Regions from separate parts of the Homo sapiens genome. Here region 2 is linked to region 1. Evidence: chromatin contacts called from ENCODE Hi-C or POLR2A ChIA-PET data. All regions are on one chromosome and are shown on one strand. Each heading gives the region's core, a stretch centred on a gene start or an enhancer-like site at or near the end of the contact. The rest is flanking DNA. Distances are from core to core; before and after follow the strand shown. Region 1 holds the start of EEF1G (eukaryotic translation elongation factor 1 gamma). Region 2 has its middle 18 kb from the start of SCGB1A1.

Evidence for each region. A loop is a pair of places that touch in the nucleus more often than their neighbours do. ChIA-PET counts read pairs that join two places held with the same protein, here RNA polymerase II (POLR2A). Pooled maps may share reads with other maps.
Region 2: a pooled map shows a loop between it and region 1 (2.0-fold over the local background). The contact joins the enhancer-like site here to the promoter of EEF1G in region 1. A Hi-C loop is called at or near these places in 38 of 168 maps with a recorded cell type or tissue (A673, CD4-positive, alpha-beta T cell, CD4-positive, alpha-beta memory T cell and 23 more), 8 of 37 single-sample maps with no recorded cell type and 32 of 50 pooled maps. POLR2A ChIA-PET finds 5 or more read pairs at or near these places in 30 of 52 experiments (A549, A673, AG04449 and 24 more).

Annotation. Positions count from the first base shown.
Region 1 is chr11:62,572,589-62,575,158 of GRCh38, forward strand. It overlaps EEF1G (eukaryotic translation elongation factor 1 gamma), which reads right to left and starts at 1,303. Exons shown (of 10, transcript NM_001404.5): 1 at 1,243-1,303; 2 at 1-154. The coding sequence starts at 1,254. It overlaps TUT1 (terminal uridylyl transferase 1, U6 snRNA-specific), which reads right to left. Exons shown (of 9, transcript NM_022830.3): 9 at 2,464-2,570. The coding sequence ends at 2,506. RefSeq lists enhancers at 1,272-1,471, 1,427-2,388, 2,172-2,231, 2,389-2,570.
Region 2 is chr11:62,399,665-62,402,234 of GRCh38, forward strand. It overlaps a transcript of ASRGL1 not described here. Among named protein-coding and RNA genes, the nearest start is that of SCGB1A1, 18 kb to the right of the region's middle. Within about 2 kb of position 1,272, at least 21 of the 41 ENCODE cell types and tissues checked have a DNase peak (open chromatin) inside an H3K27ac peak, as active enhancers do; they include ascending aorta, dorsolateral prefrontal cortex, gastrocnemius medialis and 4 more, where a contact is called at or near this core.

The sequences.
Region 1 (2,570 bases), core at 53-2,552:
CGGCAGGAAATTTGCGGAGAAATTCAGGGGTGCGGTTGGTTTGGCCAAAATGGAAGTGGGGTGGTGCGGAGAGCACGCGGACCTGAGCCCCGCTGTACTGAGCAGCGATGAGAGCCTTGAAGGCCCTCCAGTTTTCAGGATACGTGTACAGGGTCTATGGGAGAAAGAGAGGGACAAAATTAATGAGTAGAAGGGTCCCAGTCCTTAATGCCACTCTCCAGGATGACTTTCCTGAATAATCCCAATGTATTCAACTCACCCTTTTACTTCCTCTGGTGAACCAAGTCCTTTAGTACTTGTCATATGTAATCAGAATCCTCCGAAATACCAAGAACAGAACTACACACCAACTGCTAAATAAAGCTTGTTGACAGATTTGACCTTCCCTAAGGACACCTCTGGAAGTATTCTCTTCCTCTCAAATCTATCTCCAAGAAATCCAGAACTTCTAGCTCCATCAGACTCCATCTGCCTACAAACATACTCTCCTCCCTTCCCGGAGCCCTCGCTTCATTCATTGATGGTTCCGAGCGCCTGCCTACTCTACTGCTCAGCTGCTCACCGCTTCAAAAGCATCGTCCTGTCTCTAAGGCACGCACGACGATCGAGAGATTTCTAGTTCCCCTCAGACTAGCCAGAGATAGGGGATGGCATGCCGTCTTCTTAAATCAACTCCTCTCTCTCAAAAAGCCTTTCTTTCCGTGTCGCGAATATCATCCCTCCGGTCCTGTCCCGCAGCGAGTTCCCCGGCGTTGGGCTTCTCTATTATGCCGGCCAGCGGAGTCCAATTGGTCTGACTTCACTGTCCGGAGAATCCTCTCGCTCCCAAACCTCCCTGAGAGACGACCTTTAACCGTGCCAGCCGGACCTGCCTACAAAGACCCTCCTCTTCAACCTGTCCCCTGTGTTACTCCACAAAACGGACACAGAAGTTCGTCAACCTGCCCAGATACCACGCCTCAAAGCGGCAACAGAGCCGAACCCCTTTCTCAGGCTTCGGACGGCCCAGACCCGGCATCTCTTTTCTCCTCTTCCCCAGACCCTTCCACCTCTGGCCTCCGAGAGCCCCAGCCTCAGTTCCCCTCCAGGCCCTAGGAACCCTACTCTCCAGCAGTACAGTCTGTAGACCCCCGAATCAGTTCCCCACTCAACCTCAGAACTCCTCTGGCGCCGACTGGCCCCACTCGGGCAAAGGATGGCGGTGGATAGGATGACCCGAACCACCAGAGCCAGCAAACTTACCCCAGCCGCCATGGTGATTCCGCAAAGAAAGGGGGTGGGGTTCTCGGCGCTGCCGCAAAGTAAGCCGCCCGGGAGAGAAGGGAGGGGGAAAGAGGAGAGCCGTGGAGAAACAGCAGCCGGAAAGCGAGGACGAAACAGAAGACATACGTACGACAGTTCGGTATCCAGTGGCGCTGAATTGGAAAAAGAACTGGGTGGGTGGGGCCTGCTGGCCAGCGCGGAAAAAGCTCGGGCCTGCGCATTGGAGCTCTTGACTGGCCCGCCCCCCAGGTGCAGCGGGCCAATCGGAGTCTAGACGTGGAGGTAGACAGCGTGGAGGGCGGGGAAGTTGTGAGAACCCGCTGGAAAAGCCGCGAGTTCTTGGCTACGTGGCGCGGTTGTTGGCCCGGCGCGGCCAGTGCTACTGGGGGCGTCCCTCTCTGGCCCTCCCAGGGACAAGTGACTTGATGGTAGATTTTGCCAAGCCCCTCACATGATTCTATGAAACTCATGGGAGCGAGGAACAGCTGCTGCGCGGAGGTGGCAGTGTGTGTGCTAAATCCCTTTAGTTCCTGCTCTGCTTTTCCTCCAGAAAGGGATGAGCGTCTAACAGGGGCCCCGGTCTGAACCCGCCTGCCAAAGTGAGGTTTGCTCACATCCAACCCCTGACAGCTCCAGGGTGCTGTTACTGCGAGCAGGGCACCGGCCCTCCGGCCCGAAGCAGGGCAGGGACATGAGGGAGAACGCGCCCTGTCCCTCCCACCTCCTCCGGACTCGGCCCCTGGAGGGGCTGACGCTGGAAGACCTGACATCGTCGCTTCTGATGTTCATGGCTTTTGACCCATGTTCAGGTTTGAAATCTCTTACCCAGTTTAAGAACGGGATGAACTCTCCTCGTTTAAAGGAGAGAATGAAGAACGCTGAACGCAAATCTCCGTCCTTGTGCGCATAAATCTGAGGCGACAGGAAGAATGTGGAGGCAAACCTGGCTCTTCTCAGTACTGCTGGAGCCACCCACCGCTCTGCCATTCAGGAACTCTGCGCGGGTGCCAGGTGCCACGCGCGGTGCTGCCCCCGCACTCCCCTCGAGCTGTGCGAACTGTAGGAAGGAGAAGCTGGTGGGGTGGAGAGCAACAGGGAGAGACCCATGTTCGGGGTCAGACGGGAGCAGCTGCAGGAAGTTCTGGGGGAGGGGAAGGGGGATTATGACCAGATGGAAATGAAAGGAAACGGGAGACTGTATTAATAAACTAGCAGCTTTATTGCCCTTCAGGGGCCATGTCTTCACTTGAGATGTCGAATTGCTTGAGGGAGGAAAACCTGTAAGAAATGATGGAGATCAGGGAACA
Region 2 (2,570 bases), core at 22-2,521, 170 kb before region 1:
GATGTTCCAGGCACCTCTAGGACCCAGCGGGCAGCACTGCCCTGACCTTCCTGGGGTCAGCTCCCAGGATGGGGTACAGTTGGCCCCTGGAGAGCTACCTGTGAGGGCTAGGGCACAAGCAGCATCAGGACTAAGCTGCAGGCCATTTGGTGCCACCCTGGCCCTGCCTGGGCTCTGAGACCCCATACCACACACAGCCTGGCTTTTGAGCCCATCTCAGCATCGAGGCTGCCCGTGGCGGCCACTAGGGTGGCAGCTGGGCCTGTGCTCAAGGATGAAGACCCAAGAATAAGGAAATCCCACCTCCTTCCCTGAACTCTCCACCCACACCAGTCCATCACAGCCCCTCCCAGAAGCGCTATCCCACCCATCCTCCAGAATGAGGTCACGCAGGGGGCTCCAGGGATTCCTCCTGCTGCCTGGATCCAGTCTAAACCCCTTGGCCGACTTTCAAGGCCCCATAGGCCAGCCCCTCCTGGCTGTAGGCCGGGTCCCCCACTGCCCCCCAGGATATGAGGGGCTCCCCAGGCCTTTGCACACCCAATTCCCTCTCCAGAAATGCCTTTCCTCCCTCAAAGGTCCTCACAGGGGGAACAGTAGTAACCTCTCTGAGAGGGTTGTTATGAGGATTGATTAACAACTGGAAAGTTCTCAGAAGTGTGCCTGCCCCTTCATAAGCCGTCGGTAAATGTTAGCTATTATTTTATTAACCATACCAACCAGAGTGAGCCGTTCCTTTTCTGAGCCCTGGCCCTCCTCATGGTCACCAGCCAGCAGCTTCTGAAATGCACCTCTGTTCCATGGACCCAAAGTTGCTTTAACCATTTTGGACACATGGACCAGCAGGGGCGCGGCTATTTCTGTGCAAGGCTTGGGCACTGGGCAGAACCCCAACCCTCCATGCTATTAACACAGAGGAGAACCCCAGCTTCATATTTTATGTTTTATGAAACACGTTTGCATCTATTTCTACTTTGTGGAGTAGCCAGGGCAGAAATCATCATTGCCATTTTCCAATCGGGGCCCCTGACACTCAGTGCTGTGGAGTGCCTTACCCGCGTCACACAGCAGGTAAGTGGCTGAGGCAGGCTTCGAGTTCAACTCTGCTTGATCCCAGGCCCAGGGCTTCTTCCTCAGCACCAAGCTGGGTCACAACCAGTTAAGTGCATCTCCCTCCTTCTGAAAAGTAGCTCAGATGCCAGAGGAATTAGAGACGGCCGCACAATGAAAACCAGACGCCCTGCCCCTCGTCTCTGGACCAGCTCCCAGGAAAGGGAGGACAGCTGGCTGATATGTGGCCTCTGCGCCCCGCCCTGCCCATGAGCTCAGCTCTGGCAGAAAGAGCTCCTCACTAGGGAAGGCCTGGTGAGCCCCTCGGCCTGGGAAAGCCTCTCCACAGAGCCAGGGCCAGACCACAGGGCAGCCGAACTCCAGAGGTCAGAACAAGGAGTGCCCAAGGCCAACCGCATTGCCATTAACCCTCTGTAACTTTCCCAGTCCTGCAAACTAGGTGCTGTGCCTGTTTTTCAGATGAGAAAACCGAGGTTTGGAGAAATGCGATTTTCACGCTAGCAAATGAGGATGCCAGGATGTGAGCCCGTATCATTGCAGCTGCACCTTCAGGCCAGTTCTGGGAAGCTCATAGTTGGGGGCTGGGGGAGTGGCTGTCCCTCTGTAGCTGCCTTGAGAACAGAGACCACCTCTGTCTTGCTCATAGCCATTCTCCGGCACCATGTGCAATAAATATCTGTGAAATGAAAGAATGAATCCCTAGATGCGTCCTTCACTTGTCCTGAGGAAGGCGGGATTACAGGTGCTTCAGCCCTGGCTGCGAAGGTGCCTGGTTGAGGCAAGCCCACCCTGAGGCCTGGGAAACACAGCCAGCCCTGCCCACCACCCCTCCTAACCCCACAGCCTACAGGGCAACTCCATCTGCACCAGTGACTTCACAGGGTTGGGGTCCCCTTGCCCTCTCTCCCTCCCCTGCCTTTGAGGACAAGAGCTCAGCTCCCAATCACTGGTGAAGCTCTTACGGGAGGGTCCCCAGCAGGTCAGGGCCTGCAGGAAGAGAGAGGGCAGGGCTCCATGAGAACAAGAGTTGGGGTGGAGGGAGCAAATGTGGGGGTGGTGAGAAGCTGAGAACAGAACAGGGGGATACAGGAGTACACACCTGGGGGCCCCCAAGTCACTGGCCCAGTGTACAAGGTGCTGCTGCCTACAGGAAGGCCCGTGGGGCTGAGGGCAGTGCCAGGCTGTGTGGAGCAAGGGGAGGCCGTGGCAGGGCTCAGGCTTGCGTGGGTGCGTGTGGGGTGGGATCCAAGTCCATGAGCCCAGGCAGAGGGATCATTCACATTCATTTAACAAACATAACAACAGCCATGGCCACAAAGCAGAAATAACAATGAAAGCAAACTCCACCCCAATCCTAACCCGCCTGCTGCTGGCCAGGAGAGCTCAGCACGCAGAGCTCAAAAAGACCCTGAATTGAACTGTGGCCCTGGCACCTGGCTGTGTCCCCCTCCCTCCGACCCCCCAACAAACCCCATTCTCCAGTCCCTGGGGGCACTTCC